Linked DNA regions of Homo sapiens: region 1 is linked to region 2. A link is an interaction called in ENCODE POLR2A ChIA-PET data of the cell type or tissue named here. Cell type or tissue: Panc1. All regions are shown on one strand. Each heading gives the region's core, and the rest is flanking DNA. Links, peaks and the distances in the headings are about the cores only.

The links. Peaks named below come from ENCODE experiments on the same cell type or tissue, not always from the same donor. Only the 100,000 strongest peaks of a DNase experiment are listed, where the experiment ranks them.
Region 1: POLR2A ChIA-PET joins it to region 2 with 8 read pairs; 5 of 35 experiments call an interaction of 5 or more read pairs at or near these places.

What each region holds. Positions count from the first base shown.
Region 1 is chr6:10,727,646-10,740,056 of GRCh38, reverse strand. It overlaps TMEM14C (transmembrane protein 14C), which reads right to left. Exons shown (of 6, transcript NM_016462.4): 5 at 11,330-11,417; 6 at 8,930-9,442. The coding sequence ends at 9,391. Among named protein-coding and RNA genes, the nearest start is that of TMEM14C, 11 kb to the right of the region's middle. In Panc1, for the core only: no CTCF peak of the experiment used is centred there; a DNase peak (open chromatin) is centred at 5,026; H3K4me3 peaks cover 730 bases; H3K27ac peaks cover 2,500 bases.
Region 2 is chr6:10,567,976-10,570,475 of GRCh38, reverse strand. The region is part of intron 3 of GCNT2 (glucosaminyl (N-acetyl) transferase 2 (I blood group)); the gene reads right to left. Among named protein-coding and RNA genes, the nearest start is that of GCNT2, 48 kb to the right of the region's middle. In Panc1, for the core only: no CTCF peak of the experiment used is centred there; no DNase peak of the experiment used is centred there.

The sequences.
Region 1 (12,411 bases), core at 3,749-6,248, 170 kb before region 2:
TGGGTGTCACTGGAGGTCAAGCAGAGAACCTCATGTGTCACCAAAAGTCACCTACTTCCATCTGGCAGTAGCATCCTTCTTCCCTTCCCATAGCAGTGTCAGAGAAAATCAGTTAAAACAAAAGGTTTAAATAAGAGCCAGAGGCCGGAGCTCACGCCTGTAATCCCAGCACTTTGGGACGGCGAGGCAGGCGGATCACTTGAGGTCGGTTCGAAACGAGCCTGGTAAACATGGTGAAACCTCGTCTTTACTAAAAATACAAAAATTAGGCGTGGTGGTGTGCGCCTGTAATTCCGGTTACTCGGGAGGCTGAGGCACGAAAATCGCTTGAACCCAGGAGGCGGAGGTTGCAGTGTGCCGAGATCACACCGCTGCACTCCAAACTGGGAGACAAATAGAGACTCTTTTTATTTTTATTTTTATTTTTTATTTTTGAGACGGAGTCTCGCTCTGTCGCCCAGGCTGGAGTGCAGTGGCACGATCTTGGCTCACTGCAAGCTCCGCCTCCCAGGTTCACGCCATTCTCTCGCCTCAGCCTCTGGAGTAGCTGGGACTACAGGCGCCCGCCACCACGCCTGGCTAATTTTTTGTATTTTTAGTAGAGACGGGGTTTCACTGTGTTAGCCAGGATGGTCTTGATCTCCTGATCTCGTGATCTGCTTGCCTCAGCCTCACAAAGTGCTGGGATTACAGGCGTGAGCCACCGCGCCCGGCCGAGACTCTGTCTTAAAAAATAAATAAGAGCCAGTGTCTCATAACATAACACAAATGTGTCCAGAATTCAATAGAAATCACTCAATATATAGTCATGTGCCACATTAACTATGTTTTTGGTCAATGAGAGACCACGTTTATGATGCGAATACTGTAAGATTATAAAACCATATTTTTACTATCCATTTTCTGTGCTTAATTATGTTTAGATATTCAAATACTTACCATTGGCCGGGCGCGGTGGCTCATGCCTGTAATCCCAGCACTTTGGGAGGCTGAGGTGGGCAGATTACCTGAGGTCAGGAGCTCAAGACCAGCCTGGCCAACATGGTGAAACCCCGTCTCTACTAAATATACAAAAATTAGCCAGGCATGGTGGCAGGTGCCTGTAATCTCAGCTACTTGGGAGGCTGAGGCACGAGAATCACTTGAACCTGAGAGATGGAGGTTGCAGTGAGCCGAGATCATGCCATTGCACCCCAGTCTGGGCAACAGAGCAAGACTCTGACTCAAAACAAACAAACAAACAAACAAAAAAAACACCCAGTAGATTTGATCAATGTATTCAGCAAAGACTTACTAAATTCCCTACTGTGTTCTAAGTATATATGGTAGTAACAAAAGTGTTGTTTTTCCTGCCTTTATACAACATTTATTCTAGAGGCAGATATTCAATAAACACACAAAAACATGTATGTTTGCAAATTGTGACGAGTGCTATTAAGAAAAAGAACAGGATGTTATAAGAGCTAAAAGAGAAATGTAAGTGTAGTCAGGGACCATTGAGTAGTTTTAAGTCTAGAAGTCTATACTTGAGCTATGCCTCTGCCTGCTGGGTAAAGAATGACTTATAGGGCCATAGCATGAAAAGAAGTATTCCTTGCAGAAGATTATTTAAATAACCAGGTAAAAGATAGAAAGGGTTGGACTTGGACATTAGCAATATTATGGGAGAGAATGGATTATGGCTATTGATAGAAAGCTATTCGTTTTCAGTGTTGATCTTGTTTCTTGCTGCTTTAAAGATCTCTGTTAGTTCCAATCGGTTTTTAGTTGCTTCTCGTGGATTTTCCAGATAGATAATTATCAGCTGTTAAAAATGTTTAAGTTATTTTCTACTATTAATTTATACCTCTCAAATTATCTTTTTTATTGCTTTGTCTAATTTCTCTAGAACTATGTTGAATGTTGCCAGTGATAGTAAACATCCTATTATTTCTAACTTTAACATAAAGCCATAGAATCAGATAAAAAGTAGCTCATAAAAACCGAAAGCAAGTAATATGCTTGAGTGAGGTGACAGAAGCAGCAATATTAACGTCAGGAATTCATTTTGTTCAGACTGATATCTAGTTAGAAAATACATGAAAAAGTACCCATTCATAATAACAAAACTATAAAATACTATAAAATACAAAAAATTCAAAATACCACAAAACTATAAAATAATCCACGATCTTACTAAAAGTGTAAAGTACTATGTGAATAAAGCTCTAAAATATTGTTTTAGGACATTTTTTAAAAAACCTGAACTTGCCGGGTGTGGTGGCTCATGCCTGTAATCCATTTGCCAGCTGAGGTGGGTAGATCACCTGAGGTCAGGAGTTCAAGACCAGCCTGGCCAACATGGCGAAATGCTGCCTCTACTAAAAACACAAAAATTAGTCAGGTGTGGTGGCAGGCTCCTGTAATCCCAGCTATTTGGGAGGCTGAGGCAGGACAATTGCTTGAACCTGGGAGGCAGAAGTTGCAGTGAGCTGAGATCATGCCACTGCACTCTAGCCTGGGCGACAGAGCGAGACACTGTCTCAAAAAAAAAAAAAAAAGTCTGGGTGCAGTGGCTCACACCTGTAATCGCAGCACTTTGGGAGGCTGAGGCAGGTGGATCACCTGAGGTTGGGAGTTTAAGACCAGCCTGGCCAACATGGTGAAACCCCGTCTCTACTAAAAATACAAAAGTTAGCTAGCTGTGGTGGTGCACGCCTGTAATCCCAGCTACTTGGGAGGCTGAGGGAGGAGAATCACTTGAACCCAGGAGGCGGAGGTTGCAGTGAGCCAAGATCACGCCACTGCACTCCAGCCTGGGCAACAGACAAAGACTCTGTCTCAAAACAAACAAACAAACAAACAAAACACCTGAATTAAATGAAGGAACATACAATGTTCCTGGATAAGAGGAAATATTTTAAAGCTTTCAATCTCCTTCATTATCTATCAATGTGTCATAATAAAATCCCAAGTAAAATTTAAAAATTAAAAGGCTAATTCTAACAAAAAAGGAAAAAAAATAAAAAAACAAACAAGCAGAAAGGCTAATTCCAGATTTAGCTTGTAAAGTTACTGTGTCAGGAAAAATCTGAAAAGCAACGACAGACTTGTCCGACTAAATATCAGCATATGGTACAAAGCTACAGTAATTAATACAATTTGGCACTGGGACAGAAAATAAAGAAATCCCTGGAAGAGGCTAGAAAACCCAGAATCAATTCCAAATACAGAAATTCAGCACATGGTAAAAGTGGCATTCCAAAGCAATGAGGAATTAACATTTTTCAATAAATAATATTAAGGTAATGGCTATATTTTGGAGAAAATAATCAGATCCCTAATTTGCACCATCACACACAAAAATAAATTCTAAAGTAGCATTAAAAATAGAAGTGCTCTCACCACACAAGAAATGGTAATTTGGTAATATGACAGCTTAGCTTGATTGAATCTTTCTATAATACATACAGAGATTAAAACATCACATCACATTGTACCCCATAATATGGACAATTATTTGTTAATTAATAAATTTTAAAAATAGAAACCTAAAAGATAAAACTATAAAAGCATTGGAAGAAAATAAGATAATTTCAGGCCAGGTATGGTGGCTCACGCCTGTAATCCCATCGCTTTGGGAGGCCGAGGCGAGTGGACCACTTGAAGTCAAGAGTTCAAGACAAGCCTGGCCAACATGGTGAAACCCCCGTCTTTATTAAAAATACAAAATTAACCAGGCATGGTGGCATGCGCCTGTAATCCCAGCTACTTGGGAGGCTGAAGCAGGCGAATCCCTTGAACCCAGGACACAGAGGTTGCAGTGAGCTGAGATCGTGCCACTGCACTCCAGCCTGGGCAATGGAGCAAGACTCCAACTCAGAAAAAATTGAATAAATAAACTATAAACTAAGTTCTTCCCACAGTTAGTTCAGCCCACACCAGAATGAACAAGGACAGCTTGGACGGTAGAAGCAAGATGGCGTTGGTTAGGTCAGATCTCTTTCACTGTCTCAGTTATAATTTTGCAATGCTGGCCAGGCGGGGTGGCTCGCACCTGTAATCTCAGCACTTTGGGAGGCCGAGGGGGGCGGATCACAAGGTCAGGAGATCGAGACCATCCTGGCTAACACGGTGAAACCCCATCTCTACTAAAAATACAAAAAATTAGCCAGGCGTGGTGACACGTGCCTGTAGTCCCAGCTACACAGGAGGCTGAGGCAGAAGAATTGCTTGAACCTGGGAGGCGGAGGTTGCAGTGAGCCGAGATGGCACCACTGCACTCCTGCCTGGGCATCAGAGCAAGACTCCGTCTCAAAAAAAAAAAAAAATTGCAATAGTGGTTTCAATCTGAAAGCCATAAAGAAAATATAATAAATTTGATTTCATAAATGTTTACTTTCTGTACAACGGCAAAAAAAACACATAAACAAAATCGAGACACAAATAACAAGTGAGAGGAAAATATTTTCAATACATATGATAGGGAACACATTTTTATACTACATAGAAAGTCTCAGACTATCCAATGTTTTCAATTAAAAAACAAAAAAACCAAAAACATGGACAAAAGGGATGAAAGACTGCTCACAGAAAAAATATAACTGGTCAATAAATGTATGAAAGATGTAATAATTCATAACTAAATCACTGAAACCATTAGATAACATTTTTTGGGTAGATCGGGGGTGGCATGACTATGGTCAGTGAGCTAATTCTAGTCCATTGCCTGTTTTTGTGCAGACAGCAAGCTAAGAACGGTTTTGCATTTTTAAATGGTTGAAGAAAATAAAAATAAGATTACTATTTTGTAATATGTAGAAATCATATGAAATCCAGATTTCAAGGCCCATAAGTACAGTTTTATTGGAACAGTCACCCTTGCTTATTTACTTATTGGCTATGGCTGCTTTCATCCTACAAAGGCAGAGATGAGCAGCTGGGACAAAGATGGCCTGCGAAGCCTAAAATATTCATATCTGGCCCTTTACAGAAAAAGTTTGCAGACTCCTAGCTTCATGTGTCAAAGATTTTTAAAAAGTCCAATTCCACAAAGTTAGCCACCACTGGAAGTAGGGTAAATTGGTGCATTTTCTTCTGAGGGCAATCACAACTTGAACTGCTGAGATGCTCTGACACAGCGTTTAGGAATGTAACCTACAGATTCCTTTGCACATGTTCACGGGGATTTCCAAAGATATTCCTTGGTAAACCATCTGTTTTTTTTTTTTTTTTTTGACACGGAGTCTCACTCTGTCTCCCAGGCTGGAGTGCAGTGCGATCTCGGCTCACTGCAATCTCCGCCTCCAGGGTTCAAACGATTCTCCTGCCTCAGCCTCCCAAGTAGCTGGGACTACAGGGGCGTGCAACCACACCCGGCTAATTCTTTGTATTTTTAGTAGAGATGGGATTTCACCATATTAGCCAGGATGATCTTGATCTCTTAACCTTGTGATCTGCCCTCCTCGGCCTCCCAAAGTGCTGGGATTACAGGCATGAGACACTGTGCCCGGCCGGTTTTCTTTTTGTTTGTTTGTTTGTTTTGAGATGGAGTCTTGCTCTGTCAGCAGGCTGGAGTGCAGTGGCGCAATCTCCTCTCACTGCAACCTCCGCCTCCTGGGTTCAAGTGATTCTCCTGCCTCAGCCTCCTGAGTAGCTGGGACTACAGGTGCACGCCACCACACCCAGCTGATTTTTGTATTTTTAGTAGAGATGGGGTTTCACCATATTGGCCAGGACGGTCTCGATCTCTTGACCTCGTGATCCACCCACCTCGGCCTCCCAAAGTGCTGGGATTACAGGCATGAGCCACCGCGCCCGGCTATCAGAGGTATTAAATAAGACATATTTCTATGAGTAGGAGAATGGTAAACTAAGTAGTAAACATCTATACAACTTAAAAGCCATTAAAAAGAATTAGATCTCTAAGGAAAGGGTTGAACCCAGTTGTAATACCTAGTTTCATGCCTTTGAGGCACAGTATATATTGCTCCCTCTACCTGAGACATTTGCCCTGTCCTTGTCTGTGAATTCCTCATAGACAACTCACAAAAGGAGTGCACGTCAACTGACTCGTGAATCAACTGACAAGACTCAGTTTAACTATTGGTTCCTTTGTGAAGCCTACCTTGACTCCCTAACAGAAATGCCCACTCCCCTCCTTGTGCCCCCACAGTAATATGGATCTACCTCCATTATACACTTATTTCTATACTGCCTTTGTTTAGATGTCCATCTCCTCCACTAGACTCCAGAAGGGCAAGCACCATGGCTTGTTCTTTGCACTGCTAGTGAGAGGTGAAGCCGGCTGCTCTCCAGGTCTGGTGGGGACTTGGAGAACTTTTTTGTCTAGCTAAAGCATTGTAAACACCCAATCAGTGCTCTGTGCCTAAAGGTTTGTAAACACACCAATCAGCACTCTGTAAAAACGCACCAATCAGCACTCTGTGTCTAGCTAAAGGTTTGTAAACGCCGGATCAGCACTCTGTAAAAATGGACCAATCAGCAGCATGTGGGCAGGGCCAAATTAGGGAATAAAACCTGGCAACCGGAGCCAACAGCAGCTTGGGTACTCTTCCCTCCTGTGGGTAGTTTGATCTTTATAATCTTGCTGATGCTCAGTTTTTGTGTCTGCTCTATGTTTATGAGCTGTAACACTCACCGTAGAAGTCTGTGGTTTTACTCCTGAAATCAGCAAGACCACGCACCCATGGGGAGGAACAAACAATTCCAGACGTGCCGCTTTTAAGAGTTGTAACACTCCGTGCGAAGGTCTGGCTTCACTCCTGAAGTCAGCGAACCCACTGGGAGGAAAGAACAACTCTGGGCACGCCACCTTTAAGAGCTGTAACACTGAAGGTTTGCGGCTTCACGCCTTAAGTCAGGGAGACTACAAAACCGCAAGGGAGTAATGAACTCTGGTCGCGCCACATTTAAAAGCTGTTAACACTCACAGCGAAGGTCTGCAGCTTCACTCCTGAAATCAGCGAGACCACGAACCCACCAGAAGAAAGACACTCCGGACTCACAATCTTTTAGGAACTGTAACACTTACTTCGAGGGTCTAAGGCTTCATTCTTGAAGTTGGCAACACCAAGAGTGTACTGGAAGGAACCAATTCCGGACCCACCAGGACCCAGTACAACCCTTAACGATAGTAAATATTCAGGGATTTTTGCAGAGAAGCAGGGACAAGGGGACTTGGCAAGAGCTATGAAGACCTCTTGCCTCTCATCTGTGGGCAGCCTTAGAATTTTCCAGGTTGATTGCTGGGGACCAAATAGTTACAGTCTACTTGGCACCTAAACTAATCCCACCTTCAGGGAACCTTGTCATTCAGGAGCCAGGTCCTCCTCTAGGACTGAAGGTGGCAAAAATGTGTGCCCTTTGGCAACACTGCATGACACATGAAAGGGCCAACATGATTCAAACTCTTAGCTATGGAAGCCTGGGAGGATGGTAGGTTTGGATGGTCTATGGCCTTCTGATGCCTCTATCACTCCAACACAAGTGCCCTTAGTTGTTCAGTGTCCTATAAAAAAGGATGGAAAACTAGGACCACTTTCAAGGGGCTTATGCAAATACATAAAGTGCCTGAATTAAACTCTGAAGCAGTAACAGGGTAGAGAACATGGTATGTTTTCCTTTTTAAAGACGGAATGAAAACTAAAGCAAGGGCTACCAGATTGAGTTAATTCTTCGTGTTGAAACGGTACCAGTATCCAGTTAATGTGTCCAACAAAGACACCAAACTAGGTGATTCAAGCTCTAGATGGGTTTTCTAGTTTCACATTTATGTATGAACTAATTACAACAAAAAAATCACCTTTTAATTTTGCTACACAATCCTAATTTTTTTTTTTTTTTTTTTTTTGAGATAGAGTCTCATCGCCCAGGCTGGAGTGCAGTGGCGCGGTCTTGGCTCACTGCAACCTCTGCCTCCCGGGTTGAAGTGATTCTCCTGCCTCAGCCTCTCTGGTAGCTGGGACTACAGGCGCCCGCCACCACACCTGGCTAATTTTTGTATTTTTAGTAGAGATGGGGTTTTAGCACATTGGCCATGCTGGTGTCGAACTCCTGACCTTGTGACCCGCCTGCCTCGGCTTCCCAAAGTGTGGGGATTACAGGCGTGAGCCACCGTGCCCAGCCCACAGTCCTAACTTTAGAAATCCTCAGTGGCTGCCGGGCATGGTGGCTCACACCTGTAATCCCAGCACTTTGGGAGGCTGAGGCAGTCGGATCACCTGAGGTCGGGAGTTTGAGATCAGGTTGACCAACATGGAAAACCTCGTCTCTACTAAAAATACAAAATTAGCCGGGCATGGTGGCGCATGCCTGTAATTCCAGGTACTTGGGAGGCTGAGGCAGGAGAATGGCTTGAACCCGGGAGGCAGAGGTTGCCTGGGCAACAAGAGCGAAACTCCGTTTCAAAAAAAAAAAAAAAAGAAGAAAACCTCAGTGGCCAGGTACAGTAGGTCATGCTTATTACTCCAGTACATTTTGGGAGGCCAAAGCGAGAGGATCACTTGAGACCAGGAGTTTGAGACCAGCCTGGGCAACAGAGCAAGACTGCATCTCCAAAAAAAAAAAAAGTACATTAGCTGGGTGTGGTGGTATGCACCAGTAGTACCAGCTATTCAGGAGGCTGAGGTGGGATGACTGAACCCAAGAGTTTGAGGCTACAGTGACATATGATTGCACCACTGCCCTCCAGCCTAGGCAACAGAGAAAGACCTTGTCTCTTGAAAAACAAAAAAAATCCTCAGAGGTCATTTTTGAAACAAGCTTCAATGCAATGTACAATCAAATAAGTTTCCTTGGTCCTTAAGTTATTCAAAATAGGTAATTTCTAAATATTAACAAAATACTTTCATGTTTCTATATCTTGCTGCTAGCAATATCTCATTCTATGAACTAGACAGCTCTGGCAATGAAGACCCCATAGGAAATATTATTTATAGTAAACTTTATTTTCATTGATATTTCACTTAACATAATTTCAAAGTCAGTCTGTGGTCTAAGATGAGCAAAAGAACAGATATTGTAAATCTCCTAAAAGACTTTTTTTCACACTGTTCCTCAGAGCAGGGAATGGGGTTTCAGAGCCCTGAAAGCTGACACCTAACATTTTACCCTTGAGATTTACCTACAGATACAGAAAGAAAAGACAACATCAATATACAAGAATCAAGCTCTATGAGGGTCTTATTAAGCTCTTGTGTTACATACTCGCCACCTCTGTAGGTTTGTAATCATGACTGATTTTCCACCTCTCTGCCAAGTTTGGTGTCTTTTTTTTTAGGTAAAATGTCAGATGCAAAAATGCTGCACTTATTTCTCTTAATATATTGAAAATAGTGGAAGATGCAGATTTTTAATTCTTCATCAGTCTAAGCTGGAACATGACTTCTGCTAATGGGGTCTGTTGAACATACTAACTCCAACTTTGGCGACCATCAGCAAACTGTTTAAAAGAAACAAGATAGAAAATGTCAGGTAAAGGACAGAACAGGCAACTATGTTTTTAAGGAACTAAACTGCTGGTTCCTCACAACTGCGTGGGGGAGGAGGTACTAAGGCAAGAGTGGTCAGGGGTAAATTTCCATCCCTGGAGGAACCAGAGAAAAAGCAAGCCAAGGGAGTCTTAAAATAGCACACATGAGCTGGATCCTAACCCAACTGCCAATAATTTGAAGAGATGAAGAAATGGAGGCAAGAGAGAGCAAGGCCTCCCCACCATCACAGATCTGATTAATGGTAGACTCTCCAGCGTCTCAGTTTACTGCTCTAGACCTTGCTCCACACTGACTTCCTTGCTTCAGGTATAAAACATTATACTGGTAGCATCACAACTATGATCAGAGTATGTAATCTTTCTCCAAAACAGATTTTTAAAAATTCCCCTACCTTCAGGATGTCTTTATGATACTTAACTAAATTTTTTGTTTTTGAGAAGGTTTTTTATTTTTATTTTTTCAGATGGAGTCTCACTCACCTCTGTTGCCCAGGCTGGAGTTCAGCAGCACAATTTCGGCTCACTGCAACCTCCGTCTCCCAGGTTCAAGAGATTTTCCTGACTCAGTGTCCCAAGTAGCTGTGATTACAGGTGTGCACCACCATGCCCGGCTAATTTTTGTATTTTTCATAGAGATGGGGTTTCACCATGTTGGGCAGACTGGTCTTGAACTCCTGACCTCAAGTGATCCGCCCGCTCTGGCCTCCCAAAGTGCTGGGATTGTAGGCATGAGCCACCACACCTGGCCTACAACTAAAGTTTTGTTTGTTTGTTTGTTTGTTTTTTGAGATGGAGTCTTGCTCTGTCCCCCAGGCTGGAGTGCAGTGGCATGATCTCAGCTCACTGTAATCTCCGCTTCCCAGGTTGAAGCAATTCTCCCTGCCCCAGCCTTCCGAGTAGCTGGGATTACAAGTGCCCACTACCATAACCAGCTAATTTTTGTATTTTTCATAGAGACGGGGTTTCGCAATGTTGGCCAGGATGGTCTTGAACCCCTGACATCAGGTGATCCGCCTGCCTCTGCCTCCCAAATTGCTGGGATTACAGGTGTGAACCACTGTGCCCAGCCACAACTAAATTTTTTAAAAACCACAATTTGGTTTAGGTTTTATAATCAAAATTAGAAAACAGGGCCAGCCGCAGTGGGTCACGCCTGTAATCCCAGCACTTTGGGAGGCCGAAGTGGGCGGATCACAAGATCAGGAGTTCCAGACCAGCCTGGCCAATGTGGTGAAACACCATCTCTACCAAAACAACAAAAATAGCTGGGCATGGTGGTGCACGCCTGTAATCCCAGCTACTCCGGAGGCTGAGGCATGAGAATCGCTTGAACCCGGGAGGCAGATGGTGATTGCAGTGAGCGGAGATCACGCCATTGCACTCCATCCTGGGTGACAGAGTGATACTCCGTCTCAATAACAACAACAAAAAATAGAAAACAGGATTCAATCAAAATTCTCTTTTAGCAAAATTTTCTGTAAAAGACATCTACACATCTAAGAAATATGGGGCCCCCAAATCTTCCATGCAAGTCACACAAAAGGCTGCAGTCATGGCTTTGCACTAAAACTTCTGCCACCATATAGGGAGGAGTTTGGATGGACTGGAAAGCAAATATGAGAACAAACCCATTTCCACGGTGAATGGATATACTCATGCCATTTTGACATTAAACTAGCTATTGTTTTTGAAACATTTCCTATTAGTGTATATATCAAATGTCAGTTGATACATAGCATCAGATATCCTGAAACAAGTAAGGTTTTGAATGCATAAGGTATCCTGGGGAATAAACTGAACTCTACATGGTAAAGAAGAGTAATAGAATGAAAGTACCTGGCACCTGCAATTAAACCTGCAGGCATGAATTTTCCAGAGTGGTAGAACCTCATTCCCATAATGCCAGCCAAGGTACCAGATGTAGCTGATGAAAAACATATAAAGAAGTGTTAAAACTCATTACATCTTCTACGCAGGGGAATCAGAAGTGGGCCAAGCCCCACCCATCTCTCAAGGCTCACGCCTCATCCTATGCTTATTCCTCTTTCCCCAAGTCGGGGAGACTACTGACTGCCCACATCCTATGGGTCCTAGTACCAATATTGGCCAAATAGGGCCCTTCACAGCCTGGGTCCTGCCTGCCCTTCCAGCTTCATCTCTTACCACTTGTCTTCTGCAAAACCCACACTTTAGCCATCAATATGTTAGTTTTCTCCAAAATGCTACTGTTTCTCACGCCCTGCAGACGCTACTTCCTCTACCCTGCACACAATTCCCACTGGGTATCTGTCGAAGCACCTACTACATGTCAAGTGCTGTGCTAGGAGCTGGAGAATACAAAGGTTATTGTAACTGTCTTTGCCCTTTTACAGTGCTTCAGGTCTGATGGGACAGACTTTAAAGACTCACACGAATAAAAAGGCTTAGACAAAAAAGTGAAGATTGGCTGAGATCTGAAATTACGCAGGAATTAATGAGCTGAAGGATGGGAAGGCCCATTCCAGGCAGAGGGGACAGTATATGCAGAGGCCCTGTGGTGACAGGGAGCATGGGACATTCACCCTAAAAGGGCAGCATGGCACAGAAGTCAAGATGCAGTTTGTGAGTAAGAGGTGCCAGACCACATGGAGCCTTGAAGGCCATACTGGGGTTTGGGTTTTCATCGTAAGAACAATGAGAAGCTATTAAAGGATGCTAAGCAGAAGGACACATGAACAGAGTCACATTTTTTTTTTTAATTTTTGAGACAGAGTCTTGATCTGTCGCCCAGGCTAGAGTGCAGTGGCGTGATCTTGGCTCACTGCAACCTCCACCTCCTGGGATCAAGCAATTCTCAAGTCTCAGCCTCCTGAGTAACTCGGACTACAGGCGTCCGCCACCACGCCTGGCTAATTTTTTTTTTAAATTAGAGACCGGGT
Region 2 (2,500 bases), core at 1-2,500:
TGTATCCTCCAATATTTTCACAGTTAAGTTCTGATCTTTTAAACCTGGCTGAGGAGGAAGATTATGGGAGAATACATTTCACAAAAGTACAGAGCTGAAGGGCAAAGTTTCGAAAGCCCAACTCCCATCCATCCATTCTCCAGAAATGTGGTGTCAAAAGGAGACACAAGGTAAATGGATTTGGGGAAAGCCTTCTGCCACTTATTGCTTTGTCTAGAAGCACTTAAGAAAGAATGCCACATGCTGGGTGCCGTGGCTAATGCCTGTAATCCCGACACTTTGGGAGGCTGAGACAGGTGAATCACTTGAGTCCAGGAGTTCAAGACCAGCCTGAGTAACATGGCAAAACCCCATATCTACAAAAATTACAAAATTAGCTGGGCATGGTGGTGCATGGGAGGAACGCATGAGCCTGGTAGGTTGAGGCTGCTGTGAGCCGTGATCACGCCATGCACTCCAGCCTGGGTGACAGAGTGCAACTCTGTCAGGAAGAAAGAAAGAGAGAAAGAAAGGAAGGAAGGAAGGAAGAAGGAAGGAAGGAAGAGAGAGAGAAAGGAAGGAAGGAAAAAGGAAGGAAGGAAAGAAAGAAAAAGAAAGAGAAAGAAAGAAAGAAAGAGAAAGAAAGAGAAAGGAAGGAAGGAAGGAAGGAAGAAATCCATATGAGCTCAGAGGGTAAGAGAAAGACAGGTTTATGAGTAGTCCTAGCATGGAAAAACTACACTGAGAAATGGTTAGTTAGAAGAGCAGTTAACATATTTTTGCTTAGGGCATAGCTGAGACTGCAAATGGTCCACTATGATGGTGGTTGGACCTTGGGTTGAAGAACAGCCTGTCTGGAGCAGATGCTGCCCCCAGGCTGGGCTCAGCATGAGAAGCATTCCCAAAATAAGCAGGATGCTTTGGAAAAACTGAGTGGAAGAGAACTGTCTCATTGCTGTTGCCCAAGAACAGAGGAGCATTTAGGAAACGTCAAAGAAAAATTGAACATGGGCCAGGTGCAGTGGCTCATGCTTATAATCCCAGCTACTTGGGAGGCTGAGGTGGGAGAACAGCTTGAGCCCAGGAGTTTGAGGCTGCGGTGAGCCAAGATCACACACTGCAATCCAGCCTGGTAGATGGAGTGAGACCCTGTCTCAGAAAACATGGCTGAAAGATACTGTTTGAAGTTGACCCTTCAGGATTTGGCAAAATTACCTAGGGGGTGTGTGTGTGTGTGTGTGTGTGTGTGTGTGTGTGTGTGGCGGGGGGAGTGGGTGGCAGGGGGTGATGCAAGTGGTAATGATTTGAAGTTGACTAGGCAGCAGTGCTGAGGGGCACCAACATCCTAAAATTATTTCCATTTGACTCAATTCAATAAATATTTCCTGTCAGCCCACTGAATGCTCACTATGCTGGACTGCCAAAAATACAAAAGACCTCAAAGACATTATAGTCTAGTCGCGGTAATACGATATTCACATTAATAATGATAATGCAGAGATTCTAGAATGACATAAAAGCATTACAACAGAGGTTTATAAAGGTATAAAATTGGGAAAAAATAAGACCAGAAAAAGCTTCCTAAATGACACACCAATGACATGATGTGTTACCATTGAATGACATACCATTAAACAAGGCCATTATTTAAATGGAGAGATGGAAGGCAATGGCACAAACAGAGAGGGTGACATGAAGAAAAGGACCTATGGCAGGATTACAGGCATGGTAATTTTTCTGAAGGGTTCCTTTCAGGGAAGGCAGCAATGGGAGTTGACGGTGGGGTAACACAGGTAATACTGAGGGGATCTCCAACAGGGAGATTTTGACATCCAACCTGCCATGTTGAGATGTCTATACTGAATAATTCAATAAGTTGTTGACACTCACTGAAGCTTTTGGAATTGAGAAAACGTTTTTCTTAGAGCTATGTCTTAAGAAGCAAAATATGTTAAGAGTGTTAGAATGGTTTGAAGAGGGAGACTCGGGCCAGAGAGACCACTTGGAGTGGGTCCGACAATAGTCTGCTTGACAGGTGTGATGGGCCAGAGTTAAGAACAGTAATGATGAAAACAGGAAGGGTAGAACTTGCTAGAAAACTCTCACAGACAAAACGTATGGAATGTGCTGGCTGGATCCTGGGGTACCAGAAGTGGGGAAGTTGGCTGACTTGAAGGATGGCCATACCACAGAGACTGTGAGTGGAAAGCTGGGTGTGTGGGGAGTAGGGAGATGTCAGCAGGCACTCGTGGAAGCTTCGAGAAGAGATATCCAAAAAACAAGGAGATGTGGCAGAAGGCCTGGGAGCTCACTACAGGGAAGTGAATGGTCAGTACTGAGGTGGTGGTGAGAAACTGCAGATGTAAATGAGATCACAAAGGGGGAAAGAACTGCAAGAGCCACGAAGTAAACTGAGGCAAGAACTGAGGAGGATGTTTCCTGAAAACATTTCTCGAATTCTGAATTTCACTGAGAATAGTAGCTCCAAAATTCCACCGATAGCTAAGTCTCATTTCAATAG